Linked DNA regions of Mus musculus: region 1 is linked to region 2. A link is a loop called in an ENCODE intact Hi-C map of the cell type or tissue named here. Cell type or tissue: heart. All regions are shown on one strand. Each heading gives the region's core, and the rest is flanking DNA. Links, peaks and the distances in the headings are about the cores only.

Region 1 (9,867 bases), core at 1,102-9,101, 62 kb before region 2:
CTGGAATTAGGGTGGGTCTCCTACCTCAAATGTTCCCGCCGAGAAAAATCCCTCCTAGGGGTACCCAGCTGCTTCTGCTGTAGTTGATTTCAGATGGAGTCAAGTTGGCAGCCACAATTAGTGCCATGTTTGTCATCCTGGCACTTGGGAGGCTGATGCAGGAGGATCAACATAGGGTCCAGGAAAATCTGTTCCAGGTCAGCCAGGGTTACACAGTGAGACCTGTCTGGAAAAATGAAACAAAGAAGAACCTCAGGCAGAAATGGCAGGGCTCAGTGATGGCACGGGGCCCAGTGAAGGCCAGAAGTCAGGTGGTCTCTTCCATCCATTGCCAGAGCACGCTGGCCCTTCCTCCCCTTCCCCCTTCTTTATTTTTTTTAAAATATTTTTATTTTATGTAAATTGTATTGTATGTGTCTTGCCTGCATGTATGTGTGTGTGAGGGAGTCATATCCCCTAAGAGTGAAGCTATAGACAGTTGTGAGCTGCCATGTGGGTGCTGGGAATTGAACTCAGGACCTCTGGAAGAACAGTCAGTGCTCTTAAGTGCTGAGCCATCTCTCCAGCCACTTCTCTTTCTTCTCCCTTCTGAGATATTTTGCTTATGGAAATTTACAGAGACCTGATTTGCTGTTGGAGAAAATTGCAGAAAGCCACAGGAAGGTAGGAACAGGGGTTGGGGGTTGGGGGTCACGGTGCTGCTGTTAGAGGCTAGAGCAGTTGGAGCTCCTTGCCTGAAGGCCAGGTCTGATGGTGCTAGAGCCAGGAGTGTCTGGAGAGGTGGAAAGGGTTCAATAAGACATCCAAGAATTCTGAGTCTGGAGAGAGTAACAGATTCTTTGTTACTTGAGTGTGAGATGGAGGTGATGGGGACCAGTGGAGACATATAGAAGATCCTTGCAGGTTCTTCAAAGAGTCTAAAAAACTTCTACATACTCTGAAGGACTCTATGATGCTAAGTCCACAAAGGATCTCGGGGTCAGAGAAGGCAGTATTAAAAAGATGGGGATAGGGATGGAGAGATGGCTCGGCGGTTAAGAGCACCGACTGCTCTTCCAGAGGTTCTGGGTTCAATTCCCAGCAACCACATGGAGGATCACAACCATCTGTAATGGGGTCTGATACCCTCTTCTGCTGTGTCTGAAGAGAGCGGTGGTGTACTCATATACATAAAATAAATAAGTAAATAGAAGAAGAAGGATCTTGAAAGCCCAGAGGATGAGAGATTCCAGGGCTCCTACTTTTTGTCTAGCCTGGCTCAGTGTGTAGACCAGTGGATTGCTGTGGCCCCTTAATATTGCTCCTATATTTCGGTCACCCCAACCATAAAATTATTTCATTGATACTCCACAGCTGTAATCTTGCTACAGTTATAAATTGTAATGTAAATATCCGATAAACAGGTCTGATATGGGAATCACCTAGGGGGGTTGCGGCCCACAGGTTGAGAACCACTGGTGTCGACTTTGTTTCAAGCTGTAAAAGCCACACTGCAGATTCCTTCCTGCAGCCCCGGGGCTGAGAGCTTTACATCTAGCTTGAGCAACACCTCACAATGCCCCACAAAGCCCTGAAGATGACTTGGATGATGTCACTCCGTGAGCTGTGGAGTAGACTTTCAATGGGAAGATGTGGTAGATGGTATAGTACGTTACCATGCATTGCTCTGTACTCTGCTTTTGGCTCAGATTGGCTTCAGCTCGTTGTTTAGTTTTCTTCCCCCTCATGAATTCATTGAGCACTGAATATGCACCTATATGCACTGGTTGAGAGTGATAAAAGATGCAGGAGACACATGAGGGCAGAGGTGTGTACACAGGTTAATAAATACAGATGTTTCAGGGTGACAGCTGAGCTAGAAGCATGGGTGAAAGTCAAAGCATCCAAGGAGTGGTCCTCTGTCCAGGGACGAAGTTACTAGAGGGGTGGAAGTCAAGCCACCTGTCCTCACAGCTTCCTGCCGACAGCCAATAGTCAGGATGACAGGGTGGGATAAGTGTCAACAGACTACCTTTTCTTTTCTTTTCTTTTCTTTTCTTTTCTTTTCTTTTCTTTTCTTTTCTTTTCTTTTCTTTTCTTTTCTCTTCTCTTCTCTTCTCTTCTCTTCTCTTCTCTTCTCTTCTCTTCTCTTCTCTTCTTTTCTCCTCCTCCTCCTCCTCCTCCTCCTCCTCCTCCTCCTCCTCCTCTTCTTCTTCTTCTTCTTCTTCTTCTTCTTCTTCTTCTTCTTCTTCTTCTTCTCTCTCTCTTCTCTCTCTCTCTCTCTCTCTCTTTCTTTCTTTCTTTCTTTCTTTCTTTCTTTCTTTCTTTCTTTCTTTCTTTCTTTCTTTCTTTCTTTTTCGAGACAGGGTTTCCCTGGTTGTCCTGGAACTCACTCTGTAGACCAGGCTGGCCTCAAACTCAGAAATCCACCTGCCTCTGCCTCCCAAGTGCTGGGATTAAAGGCATGCGCCACCATGCCCAGCCAGATTTTACTTTGAGCCCCAGCTCTGCCAGCTATTCATGTCAACTATGGGTCTCTGAGCAAACTGACTTCACTTCCCTAAGGTCCAGTTTCCCATCTGTAAAAATGTTGGCAACAACATGAGGGGCTGACTGTAGGGGGGTGGGGAGGGCTTGCTTCTAGCTGCTTCCTTCTGGCTCCAGCACTTGTGAGCAGTCCCTCCCCTTCCCTGACAGTCCCACCTCTACTCCCAAGACCCAGCCTGGGCTAGAAGCTTCCTCCTGCCACTGTTTCTCTTGCTTAGCATTTTGCTTTCAGCTGTCACAGCAGTAATGCCAACCCTTCATATTCAGGGCAGTCTGAGGAAACACCTGGAATGGCTTCTGTTTGCCTATGGAGACACTGTACAATGACACATGACACCACATAGTAGTGGGGACGACCCTGGAGTTGTTTCAGAGATATATTGAAGATCAACAGTGGGGAGAGAAGGGTCAGGCCTAGAGGAAGTCTCATAGGATGCAAGCTGGGCCTGGGGATGGCTGGTGCTGTGCAAAGTGGAGACCGGGACGCTCTCAGCTGGGTTGAAGGTGGCATGTGCACAAAGCAGGGTAGCTCATTACTCTGGAAGGGCCCACTGGAGTGGAAAAAGGGAGGCTTCAATGCTGTGGCCTAGAGGCCAGGGAGGGACATGTTAGAGACAAGGCCAGGGAGTGAGAGAGCCTGGAGGGTTTTGCTGCTGCCTCTCAGGTGGGCTGGGCCTTCATCATCTGCTGCATGATCTCAGGCAAGTCCTGACCATTGATGCGGCCCTTCTGAAAACAGGTGTAAACAAACACACTTTGGCTGTAGCCTAAGATACTGTGGAGAAGAGCAGCTAGGGCTGTGGTTCTGAGCGGATCACAGTGGGAATTATTTGGAATGAAGCTCCAAGGGGTGTAATGTCCATTCATACATGTGAGGAGAGCGGAGCAGAGGCCAGGGAAGGGATGGGAAAGGAGACTAGACTCTGGCCACCACTATAGACAGAAGCTGATCCCACAGCATTGAGGACACCCTCCCCGACTACGTGTGACCCCTCCCCCCCACACAAGATGCTTTAAGCAGAGAGGCTATCAGCCCACTGCTGGGAATGCCTCACAAGTGTCTGCTTTGCTGTGCCCCCTCCTGTCTTTTTCTCCCCAGCTGGAAGATGTCACAAGGTTACAAAGTCACACTGCCGCTCCTGAATCCAAGAAAATCTACTTTTCCCACATCGCAGGAGGGAAAATGTCCCTGGGGAAAGTGTGTGAGAGACCCCGTGGTCCACAGTCCGAAAGCAGGTTAGAGGGGACCAGGTCCAACAGCCCCACTGTTAGCCATGTGATCCTCTGGAGAGTGTTCATTTAAAAGCAAACTCTCTGCGTTTCACTCTATAAATGATGGATATTCTTTTAAAAAGAAAGAGAAAATGCGGGCGAGAAGAAGGAGGAGGTAGCGCATTGATAGTCCCGTCAGGCAGTGTCAGGCAGTCCTATCACTCACACTCACGGGTGCTGCCTGCGCTTGCACCTATAAGTGCAGAAAACTGATTTTGCAGCTCACCGTGGCTGTCTCTCATGCCTCTCTATGCACTTCTGCAGCATCTTTTCAAACGACGCCACAGTTAACGAATGGTGACAGTAGTGCCCCAGGGCTTACAAAGCACGTGTCACCATGGTCTCATCTCAGGCCTGGCCTTCCACGCTGTAAAATCTCCACATTGCTGCCTCAGCCCCGCTGCTTCCGGAGTGGCTGATGCCCTCTCACACTGACTTTCGGAGGCTGAAGCCTACACCAGCCTCACTTCCTGCGCTCAGCAGCTTCTTGTCCTGACTGACCCCATGTGTGCTCAGCTCTGCTTTTTGTCTCATTCCTTTCTGGACCTTCATAGCTTCTGGATTTGAAAAAAAAAATATTTATTCTGTATGTGTGTGTTTACGCAGGCACAGGTACCTGCAGAAGCAGGAAGAGGATGTTGGATCCCCTGGCACTAGAGTTACCGGTGGTTATGAGCTGCCTGACAGGAGTGCTGGGAATTGAACCTGGGTCCTCTGGAAGAGAAACAGGTGCTCTTCCCTGGGGAGCCATCTCTCCAGCCCCAAGCTCCTTGGTTTCTCCTTGGTTTCACCTTAGTCTTCTGAGTCTCAAGCATCCCTCCTCTTTCTGCCTTCAGCTCTACCTGACCTCCCTCTGCTCTAGTTTTGCTTGAGGACACAGAACTACCACACCCTAAGAGGACAGGCCTGGATAGGCCCTGGCTCTCGGAGGAAGGAACCCTTTGTTTCTGGGAATGAGTAAACCGAAAGTCTTGTGTTCTTGCCAATGGGCAGCACCGAAGGGCAGACCCACACTGAGAAGTATCCTAATAATCTTCTAGCTTGCTTCCTTAAACACTCTGGGGTCCCCAGGGACATGCCATCTTGCCTGTATCAGGGCTCGTCTTGTTTCTCCTCCTGCCCGAGGTCCACTACTCCAAAGGCCACTCAAGCACCTCTCTTGTTTCTTTAGGTCCCTGGGTTCAATCCCCGGAGGTCTATAGTCTACTTTCTCTATCCCTACAAAGACACATGGCCAGCACACTTGTGGCCAGGTTGGGGACCCGTGACAAGGCACCGGAGATGATCTAGAGGGGACAGCTAAGCATGCTGTCGTGCTATATGGTCTGCCATCTCCTCCAGCTCTGCTACCTTTTGGCTGGCCAGTGGCTGGACACTTCTTTGCGAGTTCTCTGAAATTGGAAGCTAGTACAGAGGTCCAAGGAGTCGCATTTTTACTCTCTTTAGACCCGTTTACTTCTCTTTCTCCAGTAGATGTTTATCTTTCCCTCCAAAGCCAACCCTTTTGTCTCTGAGGGGGGAAAAAGACATTTTTCTGTCCACAAACCCTCCTGCGTAATTGGAAAATCCCCAATGGAATCCAATCATCAGTTTTCTTCCTAGCTTGTTAAATCCACCGCTTTTCAGGACACGGATGGCAACAGAACTCTGAGGTGGAGCCCCAAATTGCAGATAAGCATCCGTTTTTCGGCTCTCAAACCCTTCCTGTAGCTCCCCCACTTCCAAGTTGCCATGGCATCCTGAGCACGTGCTGTCCAGCACGGAGGTTGGGAGTTGGGTGGGAGGGGCTAATTCTAATACAGCGACGAAGTGGTATCTATGTGTTGTGTGAGAGAGCAGGTTCCAGATCCAGGCTACGAACTTGGACCCGACCTCATCAAACCCAGACTTTCCCTTAGTTGCAGTTCTGGTAGCAACCATTAGGGGTCAGGATTGCATTAGTCACAATGACAGGCAAGGCTTGGGCGACAGCGCCCTGCTGCCGACCTAGAGTCAGAGAAACAGGATCGCTATGGAACCAAACATGGCTTCACACAGCTCAATGCCTGCCCCAAATCAGGTCCTGTCCTGATGTTTCTGTGGCTTCCCCAGCTGCCGCAGGACTGTGCAATGTGCAAGCCTGCTCGGTGGATGATGGTGCAGCCACATCAGCCTGGGTGCAGGGTGCTAGAAAGCTTTGAGGCCCTGGTGTTGACATGAAAGCCTGGACTGCCTCCCTGTGCAATGGCAGAGTCCTTCAAAAGCATATGAGACTGAAGTGGAGATCCCGGCCTCCCAGAATAACCACACGGACCCTGACACAGATCCTCCTCTGGCATGCATCCCTGCCTCCGCTAGGGCACTAGTAGGAATAGGGTCCCTTCTGCACTCTATGCTCTGGCCACTTGAAGTCTGTCCTGTGATGCCTGTCCAGCTTCAGCAATGGACAAAATGCAGAAGAGGGATGGAGGACGGGCTGGTTCTGTTGAGAGGCCAGATACAGAGGTCCCCTGGGGGCCTCAGCCACTTCCGGCCATGGGTGTCATAATGACGAGATTGCTCTGTGTCACTGTTGTGGTAATTCTGGCTGCTGGGGTCCTTATGGAGGCAATATTTCATAGCAGTTTTTTTTTCATGTATGGCTGCCTTTGGAAAGAGAGAGGAAGTCTATCCTGTGTCAACACTGTAGATGGAGAGATAATGGGCGGCCTGGGACCAGATACAAACAGACCTCCGTATTTATTGAGTCTTCTCCAGTCTTCCCCAGAGAGGCTGCATGGGAGATGGGAGAGAGGGAGACAAGGCTCTCAAAGCCCTAGCATCCAGGGCTAATAATCCAGGGGACAGCTGGAAATGGGGAGACTGCACATTGAGGGATGCTCTTAAGGCAAAAGAAGGAGGAGCACCAAGCTTGGGGTCCCTGGGTAGAGCAGGGGGAGAGGAGTGAGGGTCCTAGGGTTCCTGCTTTGTCCTGGTATGTGGGACAGAGGGGGAGGAGCCAACCACAGGGAAAGAAGGAATCCTTGTCCCCAGGCCCCAACATGAGTGGAGAGACCTCCCAGGCCTGTCTCTGGCCACTCATTTGCTTTCAAGCTGTTAACCACCTGAAGTTGGAGGCGTGTGTCTCTGGACCCTGCCTCCCATGAGCTAGCTTTCTCAGTCTGACCAGTGTTTCTCTCTGAGGGCAGAGCACTTCTGCCCTATGGCCTGAGAGTCCCTCCTGCTGCAGCCTCTCATGATCTCCCACACGCTGTCTCTGTGAGTCTGTGCATTTGTGAGTTCAGATGCCTCCCTTTCTGGCACCTGATCTCTGTGAGTGCTGAGCTAATTCTTGACTCGTCTGAGGGGGACTCGAGGTGAGAGGGGAACAGCTGGCCATAAAGGTTGGGTTCTGCCTTCTCTGCCCGTGGGAGGCCAGTCAGGTGGGAAAAGGTTGACTCGTCAGTGTCCTGGGCCCCCATTTGGGGCACTATAGTCTGAAGCTCCATTTAAGGTTGGTGGGGAATCAGGTTCTGCCTCAGTAGGCAGCAAGGAGGCCTGACCCCGCTGGCACTCTGGGCTGTAGTAGAAGGAGCAGAGCCGGAAAGAGGGCCGAAGCTCATCCTGTATGCGATCCAGGATGTGGACGAAAGTCGGGCGCAGGCGTGGACTATGCTGCCAGCAGAGTCTCATCAGCTCTTGTCTGGTGGGGTGAGGTGGGGTTAAAGGGATGCCAGACAGACCCCTGCCTCCCACACTACAGGATCCTTGGTGGAAGGAAGGGGTCAGAGGGGGAAAGTGAGGAAAGTAGGTAAGTTAGGAACTGGGAGCAGCTTGGCTATGGTGGCACACGCCTTTAACCCCAGGACTCGTCCCAGGACATGGGAGGCAGAGGCAGGTGGATCTCTGTGAGTTTGGGGCCAGCCTGGTCTGTAGAGTTCCAGAACCTCTAGGACTGCACAGAGAAACCCTGTCTTGAACCCCCTAAACCCCAAAACCAAATAGACAAAGAATTGGGAGTCAGTGATGTAGACGCTTTGGAGGAAGAAGGTCAGAGCCAAGGGTAGTGAGCACAGTGCAGGGATGAAGGAGGAGGGAAGTGAGCACAGTGCAGGGATGAAGGAGGAGGGTAGTGAGCACAGTGCAGGGATGAAGGAGGAGAGTAGTGAGCACAGTGCAGGGATGAAGGAGGAGGGTAGTGAGCACAGTGCAGGGATGAAGGAGGGAGGGAAGGACAGACAATGGGATGACTCACAGCTGAATCGGACAGTTCTCCAGCTCCTCTAGAACTCCACCATCCATGACAAATTTCAGCACCTGCTCATTTGATAGACCCTGGTATGGTTGTTCGGCCAGGGTCACAATCTCCCAGAGCACCACACCGAAGGACCTGGAGCACAAGAAGGACGGCCTGAGTCCAGCACTCTTCAGGCTGCTTAGCATCCCTGGTGAGGCAGTGTTCCAGGCCCTTTCCAGATGCCGCTGCACATCCCTGCAACCCTCTGCTCCCACCAGGCCCTACCAGACATCTGAGTGAGTGGTGAAGATTCCATCTTTGAGGGACTCGGGGGCCATCCAGCGCACTGGCAGTAACCCTTTTCCACCCTTGCGGTAATAGTCTGTCTCATACACATCCCGAGTCATTCCAAAGTCTGGAAAGTAAGAGTTTCAGGGAAGTCATAAGTTAGTTTCCCTGGAAGACAGTCCCCAAACCTCTCTACATTCTCTCTAAACATTGTGGAATGTGTGAGCTCAAAGGATCTTGGAGGCCATCCCTTCTCAGAGATTCAGGACTTGGGGACTTGCCTGACGCGCCTGTGAGCCAGGCCTGGTCTCCTATGGCTTAGGGAGGCTCTCTACCTTTAGACTTCCCTCATCCACCTGGTATCTACTGTACCACCAATTTTGACTGTGAAATCCTGGGACACCATGCAGTTGCGGGCCGCCAGGTCCCGGTGCACAAACTTCTTGGCAGCAAGGTAGGCCATGCCATCTGCAATTTCCCCTGCCATCTGAATCATGTCACTGAGTGCAGGCTGCGGGAGGCCGGGGTTGTTCTACAGGTGGGAGAGGGGGGCTGGTGAAGGACTTCCCCACACCCACATTGTACCCAGCTCTTCTCAACTCCCACCATCACACGGCTCAGGGTCTTTCTCATTCCAACCTCTGCCTCAGGTCTCAGAGATCGGAGATGGCTCTTGAGGTCCCCACGGGTCATTAACTCCATGATGACCAGAGTTGGCTGGCCCTGAGACACCACACCCAGGAGACGAACCTGGGACGACAAAGATCTCTGTGGTAGTCCCTCCTGTCTCTGTGATTCATGGGGAACAACACCTCAGTCTGCTGTAATTATAACCCGACTCAGATGCCCACCCTGACCCACACTCCAGTGTCATCCTAATCCTGACCTAAAATCCCCTGACCTTGACTCTTAACTCTGATCATATCTGATTATCACCATAATCATGACGTGCTCACCTCTGACCTTGATTCCAATCAAGACCCTAATAACTCTCTGGATACCCAGTGCTGTACCCTTTTCATGACTATCTCAGCTCTCAATGTGACTCTGTTCCTATCAGGATTTTAACCACAGTCCCAACCCTGACCTGGATAATTCCCTGACCTCATTTCAGACCATTTCCCTCTTACCACATGGTGACACTTGAATGCCTTCATGACAGATGCTTCCTTGAGGAATTCAACGCGTTCCCGAGCGCTGGCCAGCTCATTAACTGTCTTCAGGGCTACAGGCGTGGACTCCTCTCCAGCCTCAAGTCCTCGGGCCAGTCCCTCATAGACCATCCCAAAAGAGCCTTGGCCCAGCTCCCGGATGATGGCTATCTGCTCCCGAGGCACCTCCCACTCGTCGGGGACATACACTGAGAAGGGTGTGTGTCTGAGAAGGGGTGTGTGTAGGGAGGCAGGGGTGCATCTCTCCACAGGCCTTCATCTGCCTCTGGACTTTTTTTCCTCTTTCTTAAAGCCACTATCCAACTTTAATGTGAAAAATGGACTATTTTTCTAAAGATCCTACATCCTTTAAGATTTTGGTAACTACAGGCTCACACAAAGGCAGGACAAAGGCGTCTATGCCAGTTTTATGCT
Region 2 (9,867 bases), core at 1,191-9,190:
GTTCTGGGGGAGCTGGAGCACTGTTCTGGGGGAGCTGGAGCACTGTTCTGGGAGAGCTGGAGCACTGTTCTGGGGGAGCTGGAGCACTGTTCTGGGAGAGCTGTAGCACTGTTCTGGGGGAGCTGGAACACTGTTCTGGGGGAGCTGGAGCATTGTTCTGGGAGAGCTGGAGCACTGTTCTGAGAGAGCTGGAGTACTGTTCTGGGGGAGCTGGAGCACTGTTCTGGGAGAGCTGGAGCACTACTCTGGGGAAGCTGGAGCACTGCTCTGGGGAAGTTGGAGCATTGTTCTGGGGGAGCTGGAGCACTGCTCTGGGTAAACTGGAACACTGTTCTGGGTTCTGGGGAAGCTAGAGCCCTGGACCAAAGGACTAGGGAGGCAGTGGGCTGATTTCTTCAGCATGCTTCCTGCTTGAATCTTTGCAGATGTGTCCTTCCGGCTGCTGGCTGCAGTGCTGTTTTGTTACCGTGTGCCCTATCGCAGGCCTCTGCAATGCCACTTTGTCCCCTCCTCCTCCTGGCCCTAGGCCTGCGTCTGACTGGGACACTCAACTCCAATGATCCCAATGTCTGTACCTTTTGGGAAAGGTGAGAGGGGCCAAGCTTGATGTTCGTCCCACAGGGTGGCTCCTCCCGGGAATCTGTTTCTGGTCTCTTTGCACTCTCTGTGGTGTTTGACCTTCCCCACCTCTGCCCTTGTCTCATCTCTGTCCTGTCTTTGTCCCCAGGTTCCTCTGGGAGGGAGCCATTCATTGTAGATGAAGCAGAGGGGCTGGCTGTGGGTAGGTAGGGACAGGACAGGAAAACAGGGCCCTGGGTAGAGAAGCCAAAAGTCTTCAATGCCAACTGGGTCCAGACAAGTTCAATCTTCCCGTGTGCATGTGTGCATACGTGTGCATGTGTGTGTCCCCGTATCCGTGTGTGTGTGTGTGTGTGTGTGTGCATGCATGTGCGTGCCTGTGTCTGTGTGCGTGTGTCTGTGTGTGTCCGTGTGTGTCTGTGTGTAAGGCTTTGGCCCCTAGGATGAGAAAATAGCTCTGGTAGGAGGAGTTCTAGAACGTTCCAGCTCTAGAAGCCTCTACACAGGACAGATAGGGAAGGGTAGGAGGAGGAAGCCCAAATATTGAGTACTGATTCTCTCCATGGTGAAGCCTGGCCTTGGCGTTCTGCTGCGCGGTGCCAGCTCCAGTTTCAGGCTGGCCTTGCCCCTGACCTCTTCTCAACCCACAGCTTCACCACGACCACTAAGGAGTCCCACCTGCGCCCCTTCAGCCTGCTCCCAGCTGAGTCCTGCCACAGGCCCTGGGAGGACCCCCACACCTGTGCCCAGCCTACGTGAGTGCTTCAATCTTCTGGGAGCTGGTTAAGCCCCAGCCTCTTAGAACCTTTGGTGCTCAGAGGACATTCTGACCTCAAGGCATTCACCTGTCTACAGTGGGTACCCACGTGGCCTGTGGAGGTGTGTCTAGTTCATTGGACACGTGTGTGGCTGATGTGGGGGGTGGGGGGATACTTAACCTCTGACCTCCTCTTGTGCCTCACTGAGGTGTGAGGGGTGTACAGGGCAGCCAGGGCCTCAGCCGAGAGCACTGATGGCCACCCCCTGGGCTGCGGCAGGGTTGTCTACCGGACTGTGTACCGTCAGGTGGTGAAGATGGACTCCCGCCCACGCCTGCAGTGCTGTAGGGGTTACTACGAGAGCAGAGGGGCCTGTGTCCGTGAGTCCTGAGTTGGGCCGGGGGAGGAATGGAATGGGAGGGGCCCAGCCATCTGAATTTTCCCCTGTCCTAGTGAGGGGTGCCGTGGTGGGGTGCTACTGTCTGCTCCTTCAGTTCCCCTTTGGCCAGTAACTGTAGCTGGGGTTGGGGTGACAGGGCTGGCAATGGAGGCTGGGCTCGCTATCAGTCTCTTGTTCCCTAGCATACTGTGAGCCTATCTTCAGATGTATCCCTGCTTGTCCTCTGGCCTTCCATTCCACGGCTCTGACTAGTCACCAGTGCCCACAGGCTCAGCTTCCCAGCCTGACACAACCCTTCCCTCGGCCCCTCCCCTCCTCTTGGTCCCTCCCCTCCCCTCGACCCCTCCCCTCCCCTCAGCCACTCCCCTCCACTCAGCCCCTCCCCTTTCTGACCATATTGCTATCATTTGAGAATCCACCCCCCACCTCCATTTCCCGACAAGATGTTTAGAAATGTTCACAGAGAGGGTTCAGGCAGTCTGGAGCCCTGGGGTCCTACCCAGTCTAACCCTGAGTTGCTCCCCAAGTCTTCATCTCAGACAGAGCTGATGTTGGGGAGCTACAGGACCCGGTATGGGAGGGAATGGCTCTGGCTTCACAGATTAAATTGGGAAGGTAGGTGGAGGTATTTTCTCATTCATTTTGTCTCTGGCCAGCACTCTGTGCCCAGGAGTGTGTCCATGGTCGCTGTGTGGCTCCGAATCAGTGCCAGTGTGCACCAGGCTGGCGGGGTGGCGACTGCTCCAGCGGTAAGCTGCTAGTCACTCCAGGGTGGTTTTACTGGTAGTCCACTGCTGCTAGCTGCCTTTTCTGGAGACGTGGTAGAGGAGAAGTGGGTGTGTGGGCTGAGACAGGGCCTACCTGGAAGCCTGGGAGGGGCTAAGTCCATTTTCTCTTCCACAGAGTGTGCCCCGGGAATGTGGGGACCACAGTGTGACAAGTTCTGCCACTGTGGCAACAACAGTTCCTGTGATCCCAAGAGTGGGACGTGCTTTTGCCCCTCTGGCCTGCAGCCCCCCAACTGCCTTCAGCCCTGCCCTGCCGGCCACTATGGTCCTGCCTGCCAGTTTGATTGCCAGTGCTATGGGGCATCCTGTGACCCCCAGGATGGAGCCTGTTTCTGCCCTCCAGGGAGAGCAGGACCCAGGTGTGTTATGAGGCCATAAACATATGACCATAAATGAGGACATGATGGCGTGGAGAGACTGAGATCTTAGTTCAGCTCTGCTGGGTACCAGCCAAGCAGCTTTGAGCAGCCACCAATTCCTTTTGAAGGATTCCCTAGGCCAGCTGCCACTGTCATAGCATTAGAAAGTAAGCACATGTGTGCACGCGCATGTGTGTGTGCACGTGTGCAAGAGAGAGAGAGAGAGAGAGAGAGAGAGAGAGAGAGAGAGAGAGAGAGAGAGAGAGAGAGAGAGAAAGGAGTGTCATTAAGTGAGACTGAGATGTAGACCTAGGCAGAATCCAGGGCCACGTGCAGAGGGGCCTGGGGTGTTGAGTTCTCCAGGATGCAAGAGCTGACTAGGAGAAGGTTATCAAGAGGGGACCACCTGAGCAGGGGAGGAGATGCACAGGGCCCTGCATGCTGGAGGAACAGACCTGCAACACACTCTTGCTCTCCCCACCTGCTGATGCTGGGGTGTCCTTGCCAGCTACTTGCCTGAGAGAGAGAGAGAGAGAGAGAGAGAGAGAGAGAGAGAGAGAGTGAGAGAGAGCCCCTTCTGTGCAGAGGGCAGCCTTGGGGAGCAAAGAGGGCCCCTGAAGTTTCTTCCTCATGACCCTCTGACCTCACCCCCTATTCCACAGCTGTAATGTGCCCTGTTCACAGGGCACTGATGGCTTCTTCTGCCCCAGAACCTATCCTTGCCAAAATGGAGGTGTTCCTCAGGGCTCCCAAGGCTCCTGCAGCTGCCCACCGGGCTGGATGGTATGAAGGGCAGGAGGCTGCGTGCATAGGGCTGGGATTCCCAGGAGAATTCTGAGGGTGGTTCTCCACAGGAATGATGGACACTTAGGAACCTGGAGAGGTCTGAGCGTCTGTGGTCATGAGAAGGGAATTAAGTGACTTTCACCCCCTACCCCCAGGGTGTCATTTGTTCCCTGCCATGCCCAGAGGGTTTCCATGGACCCAACTGTACTCAGGAATGTCGCTGCCACAACGGTGGCCTCTGTGACAGGTTTACTGGGCAGTGCCACTGTGCTCCTGGCTATATCGGGGATCGGTGAGTGTGACGCCCTAGGAAATTGGAGTGGGGCAGGAGGTGGTGGAGCCCAGTTTATACAGCTGTACATAACCCGGGACCCAGGTGCCAAGAAGAGTGCCCCGTGGGCCGCTTCGGTCAAGACTGTGCTGAGACCTGTGACTGTGCTCCTGGCGCCCGTTGCTTTCCTGCTAATGGCGCGTGTCTGTGTGAACATGGCTTCACAGGCGACCGCTGCACTGAGCGCCTCTGTCCGGATGGCCGCTATGGTCTGAGCTGCCAGGAGCCCTGCACCTGCGACCCAGAACACAGTCTCAGGTGGGCTGTGGGAAACACGGTCACAGGAGACCGGTTTTTGGTCTGGAGTCCCGAGAAAAACATTAGGGTATATCTAAGAGGGGCATCGATGTCACAGAAGGATTGAGGAGGGATCTGGTGAAGGGGCAGGAGTGTCGTGGGCAGCCCTCCTTTGCCCAACCTGGCTCTCTGGAGGAACCCCGAACCCCTGGTTTATACTCGGGCTCTGCGGAGAGGTTTTGTTTGGTTTTTAGTCTGGCTTAGACCCCCATGTCCCCTTCTATGCCCACAGCTGCCACCCGATGCACGGCGAGTGCTCCTGCCAGCCAGGTTGGGCGGGCCTCCACTGCAACGAGAGCTGCCCTCAGGACACGCATGGCCCGGGCTGCCAGGAGCACTGCCTCTGTCTGCACGGAGGGCTCTGCCTTGCCGACAGCGGCCTCTGCCGGTGCGCGCCGGGATACACGGTGAGGCTGAGCCCCACAGCGGGAGAAGAGTTGGGTAGGAAGCTCCGAGCCTCCCCTCACTCTGTGCCTTCTGCGTTCAGGGACCTCACTGCGCTAACCTATGTCCACCGGACACTTACGGGATCAACTGTTCCTCCCGCTGCTCCTGTGAAAATGCCATTGCCTGCTCTCCCATCGACGGCACGTGCATCTGCAAGGAAGGTAAAGGATTAGGGAGGAGCAGACCCGGTGCAGTCGAGGGCAGGGGTGGGGGAGGGTTGGGTGCGAGGAGAGCACCCCCAGGGCTGAGCTTATTAGAGGGCCCTGTGGGAATGGATCCAGGCTAGTTTCTGCTAGAGTACTCTTTTCTTGTCCTCTTTCATTGGTCCCTGTCCTGGCTTCTCCAACCCCACTTCTCCCTGGTGTTTTGTTTTGTTTTGTTTTGTTTTGTTTTGTTTTGTTTTGTTTGTATTGAGACAGAATGCTGCTATATAGCTCAGGATAGACTCAAAGTCTGAGAACCTACTATGTTTCTGAGCTTCCATAACCTCTGGGGTGCTGGGATCATACAGAATACCTCTCTCTCTCTCTCTCTCCCTCTCTCTCTCTCTCCAGAATTATTTTATGTATACAAGAACACTGCAGCCATCTTTAGACACACCAAAAGAAGGCATCAGATCTCATTACAGATGGTTGTGAGCCACCATGTGGTTGCTGGGAATTGTACTCAGGACCTCTGGAAGAGCAGTCAGTGCTCGTAACCCTTGAGTCATTGCTCCAGCCCCCAGAACATCTTCCTTTAACTACAAATGTCATACTTGTCCCTAAATAGTGCAGACTAGAAGTCTCTGTGGTGATCATCTCTCACCCTCAGTTCTGTGGAAACATACCATGCCAGTGCCAGGGAGGTCTATCCCTGTGACATGTTGGCAGCCCTTAAGCTGACTTCCGATCCAGTGATATCAGACTCAACCAAGCCTCAAGTTTTCAGCCCCTGTTTCTTCCCATTATCCCACAGATGATCTGGTGGGGCCACCACTATGGGCTTGACTTTGTTGCCAGACTCCTCCATTTTGTAGGAGAGACAGAGGAGGCCCAGGTGGGATGGAGGGAACAGAGGCAGCTCAGGTAGGGTAGAAGAGACAGGAGGGTCAAATGGGTTAGAAGACACTGGAGAGTCAGGTGGGGTCAAAGAGATTATGGAAGCTCAGATAGGGAAGAAGAGACTGGAGGTACAGGTGAAGTGGAAGAAACAGAAGGCCCAGGTAGGATGGAGGACACAGGATACTCAGGTGGGCTGGCAGAGGCGGCCAGGTGGGGTAGAAGCCATAGGAGGCTGAGGCGATTGAACATCGATCGCATCAGTGAGAATCTTTGAATTCAGCTGCTGAGTGTGTTTAGCATCAAGAGTTTGTGAGCTTTGCTCATGCCCAGCTCACAGAGTGTACCTGCTTACCCTCCTCAGGTTGGCAGCGTGGTAACTGCTCTGTTCCCTGTCCCCTTGGCACCTGGGGCTTCAATTGCAATGCCAGTTGCCAGTGTGCCCACGACGGAGTCTGCAGCCCCCAAACTGGAGCCTGTACTTGCACCCCTGGGTGGCATGGTGCTCACTGCCAGCTTCCCTGCCCGGTAAGTGCACAGCCCGGCTGCCTGGGAGGTGGTGGTGAGGGAAAGGCAAACACAACACCCACAATCTGACTAGCCTGCTCTCCCCTCCTTTCATTCTCCAAGAAGGGACAGTTTGGTGAAGGCTGTGCCAGTGTCTGTGACTGTGACCACTCTGATGGCTGTGACCCTGTTCATGGACAGTGCCGATGTCAGGCTGGTTGGATGGGTGAGTATTCCAGGCTGTCTAGGCCCCAGGTCTGCTGTGGACTTGCACGCCACAGGAGATGACCCTTGGTTGTCCTCTACAGGCACACGCTGCCACCTGCCTTGCCCGGAGGGCTTTTGGGGAGCCAACTGCAGTAACACCTGTACCTGCAAGAATGGTGGTACCTGTGTGTCTGAGAATGGCAACTGCGTGTGCGCACCAGGGTTCCGAGGCCCCTCCTGCCAGAGGCGTGAGGCTCGCTAGACCCCAGCCCCTCCTGTTAGCGGTTCAGATTTGGGAGCCCCCCCTCCCCATGGGTTTGGCCCCCGACTCCCATCTCCAGGGTGGTTATTCCAGTGGGAAGGGGCAGGTCAGCCCTGGTCAATGGCCCCCTGATCACCATGCGTCCCTTTCCTCAGCCTGCCCGCCTGGTCGCTATGGCAAACGCTGTGTGCAATGCAAGTGTAACAACAACCATTCTTCCTGCCACCCATCGGACGGGACCTGCTCCTGCCTGGCGGGCTGGACAGGCCCTGACTGCTCCGAGGGTGCGTAGCAGCTTGTGTGGGGCAGTGTGCCCACTGCTTGGGTCGCTGCACTCCGGCTCCTCTCCTGGCCCTGGGCAGAGAGCGTCCCTCCCTCAGTTATCTGTAACATGGGGGGACCCTTCCATCACCTGCAGGCTGGGTATATACTATGTGTCTTGATCCAATCCCACTTCCCCTCCTGCCCCCAGTATGTCTTCCTCCTACCCACATGTCCATTCCTCTCCATAACCTGCTGAGGCCAGTCTGTTTGCCAGCATGGGTGTGGGGCTGTGGCCTGGAACATGGGTCCTTTTCCTCCCAGCGTGGCTGCTTTCTAGCTTTCTCGTATTATTATGTGTCTTCTTCCACATAACTCTATGATAGCAAAGTGACTGGCCTTAGGTAGCAGATGAAGCATGCTTTGAAGGGAGTGGGATGCTGCTGTCCAGAGAGAGCTAACTGCACTGCCAGGAGGCAAGGCATAAAGGAAGGGATCTTGCTGAAGGGTTTTTTTTTTTTTTTTTTTTCCATAGAACTCAGTAGCATTTACTGTTGGGTTATTTGCTAAGATCACACACAGAGATAATACAATAGGCCGGGTGTGTTAAACACGTCTGTAATCCCAGCACCCAGGCAAGAGGCAGAGGTTTGAAAACAGAAAAAAACAAACAAACAAACAAACAAACAAACAAAAAAAACAAGCCCAGCACTAAGCCCTCCAGGGGCAGTTGGGAAGCTCCAGTTCCCTAGCACTGGGTACATTATCTCCTCAGAGTCAAGTGCAGATGTCAGGTGGGTAGTGGGTCAGCTAGCTGGAGATGGACATTAGAGCCATGACCATGGAAATGCCCCTCGGAGCCTTCGTCTCCCTAAGAGGTGGCCAGGCTGAAAACTTCAGAGATACTGAGGGAATGGCCAGGTCTTGCCTGACAGCCCCTTGTCTCCTGTAGCATGTCCCCCAGGCCACTGGGGACTCAAATGCTCCCAACTCTGCCAGTGTCATCATGGTGGGACCTGCCACCCCCAGGATGGGAGCTGTATCTGCACGCCAGGCTGGACTGGACCCAACTGCTTGGAAGGTACCAATGGAACACAGACTCTCTGGTATCCACCACAGCCCTTATCTGAGAGGATGCTACAGTTTGCTGGCTCCATGACCCCTACTTGCCTTCTTGGCTGTCTTTAGGCTGCCCACCAAGAATGTTTGGTGTCAACTGCTCCCAGCTATGTCAGTGTGATCTCGGAGAGATGTGCCACCCAGAGACTGGGGCTTGTGTCTGTCCCCCAGGACACAGTGGTGCAGACTGCAAAATGGGTGAGTCCTTCGCCCCTTTGACCCTCGTTTTCCTCTAGGCTCTGGAACCCAGGGTGCCCTCATTACCTTCTCTGTCTTCCTTACAATGCACTCAAGTTCACTGGCAGAACGAACAAAGGTGCCTGTCTCAGTGCCCACTCCCCATCTCACAGGAAGCCAGGAGTCCTTCACCATAATGCCCACCTCTCCCGTGACCCATAACTCACTGGGTGCAGTGATTGGCATTGCAGTACTGGGAACCCTCGTGGTGGCCCTGATAGCACTGTTCATTGGCTACCGCCAGTGGCAAAAGGGCAAGGAACATGAGCACTTGGCAGTGGCTTACAGCACTGGGCGGCTGGATGGCTCTGATTACGTCATGCCAGGTGAGCTGCTGTGGGACTTTAAGTGATGGCTGGGCAGTAGGGGACTGCTGAATATGCTCCCCACCATGGGATGTGGGGTGGAAGAGTGGAGGGCATCAAGGAGGGGCAAACTGCTGTTGCCCTGGCCTCCTCCTGTCTACCTGGCACCCGTGTTTGTCCTGCAGATGTCTCTCCGAGCTATAGTCACTACTACTCCAACCCCAGCTACCACACACTGTCTCAGTGTTCTCCTAACCCCCCACCCCCTAACAAGGTCAGTGCACTGAGGGGGTGTGCTCTGTGGATGAGATGGCTCTCTCAGGAAAGCCTCACCCGTGCTTGTGCTCCCCACAGGTCCCAGGCAGTCAGCTCTTTGTCAGCTCCCAGGCCCCTGAGCGGCCAAGCAGAGCCCACGGGCGTGAGAACCATGTCACACTGCCCGCTGACTGGAAGCACCGCCGGGAGCCCCATGAAAGAGGTAGGTGCTTGGAGGGCCGAGGCAGAGCGGTGTCACCTGCTGGATCGGCTTGGTGGGGTCAGGGTGGGGGAAGAGCCTGCTTCCAGAGGAGGCTTGGGAAGGCCACAGGTCTGATTTCTACTCACCTTCCCCCAGGCGCCAGCCACCTGGACCGAAGCTATAGCTGTAGCTATAGCCACAGGAATGGCCCGGGACCATTCTGTCATAAAGGTATGAGTGCAGAGACGTGGAGGGGAAGGAAGCCAGGGCCTCCAGGGCCTCCAAGGAGCCTGATTTTCTTCCTTGATCTCTTAGGTCCCATCTCTGAAGAGGGACTAGGGGCAAGCGTTATGTCCCTGAGCAGTGAGAACCCCTATGCTACCATCCGAGACCTGCCCAGCCTGCCTGGGGAACCCCGAGAAAGCGGCTATGTGGAGATGAAAGGACCTCCATCAGTGTCCCCTCCCAGGCAGTCTCTTCATCTCCGGGACAGGCAGCAGCGGCAACTGCAGCCACAGAGGGACAGTGGCACCTATGAGCAGCCCAGCCCCTTGAGCCATAGTGAGTCTTCTATGTCCCCCCTGGGGGGAGGGGGGTGACAGGGTACTGGCTCACGGGAGGGGAGGGGAGAGAAGCAGACAGTGGCATGATAGGGCAGGGCCATGGCCTTTGGGTGGTGTGGTCTCAAAGCAGGTGTGATATTGGGAGAACTGCCCTCGTCCTCCGA

Evidence for each region. A loop is a pair of places that touch in the nucleus more often than their neighbours do. Peaks named below come from ENCODE experiments on the same cell type or tissue, not always from the same donor. Only the 100,000 strongest peaks of a DNase experiment are listed, where the experiment ranks them.
Region 1: a loop joins it to region 2, with 6 times the contacts of the local background. A loop is called at or near these places in 14 of 42 quality-filtered maps.

What each region holds. Positions count from the first base shown.
Region 1 is chr3:87,812,727-87,822,593 of GRCm38, reverse strand. It overlaps Insrr (insulin receptor-related receptor), which reads right to left. Exons shown (of 22, transcript NM_011832.2): 17 at 9,412-9,641; 18 at 8,921-9,031; 19 at 8,654-8,813; 20 at 8,279-8,408; 21 at 8,012-8,146; 22 at 6,493-7,459. The coding sequence ends at 7,219. Gm40086 (a long non-coding RNA gene) reads right to left here and starts at 2,052. Exons shown (of 3, transcript XR_867413.2): 1 at 1,656-2,052; 2 at 25-226. In heart, for the core only: a CTCF peak has its summit at 5,713; a DNase peak (open chromatin) is centred at 5,763; H3K4me3 peaks cover 248 bases; H3K27me3 peaks cover 6,858 bases.
Region 2 is chr3:87,750,944-87,760,810 of GRCm38, reverse strand. It overlaps Pear1 (platelet endothelial aggregation receptor 1), which reads left to right. Exons shown (of 25, transcript NM_152799.2): 4 at 426-587; 5 at 1,230-1,334; 6 at 1,617-1,717; 7 at 2,394-2,486; 8 at 2,641-2,884; 9 at 3,547-3,667; 10 at 3,826-3,962; 11 at 4,047-4,259; 12 at 4,531-4,705; 13 at 4,786-4,906; 14 at 6,150-6,313; 15 at 6,416-6,518; 16 at 6,601-6,747; 17 at 6,917-7,045; 7 more. The coding sequence starts at 493. Among named protein-coding and RNA genes, the nearest start is that of Lrrc71, 7.3 kb to the right of the region's middle. In heart, for the core only: no CTCF peak of the experiment used is centred there; DNase peaks (open chromatin) are centred at 1,663, 3,910, 4,580, 6,780 and 1 weaker place; H3K4me3 peaks cover 626 bases; H3K27ac peaks cover 570 bases; H3K27me3 peaks cover 3,911 bases.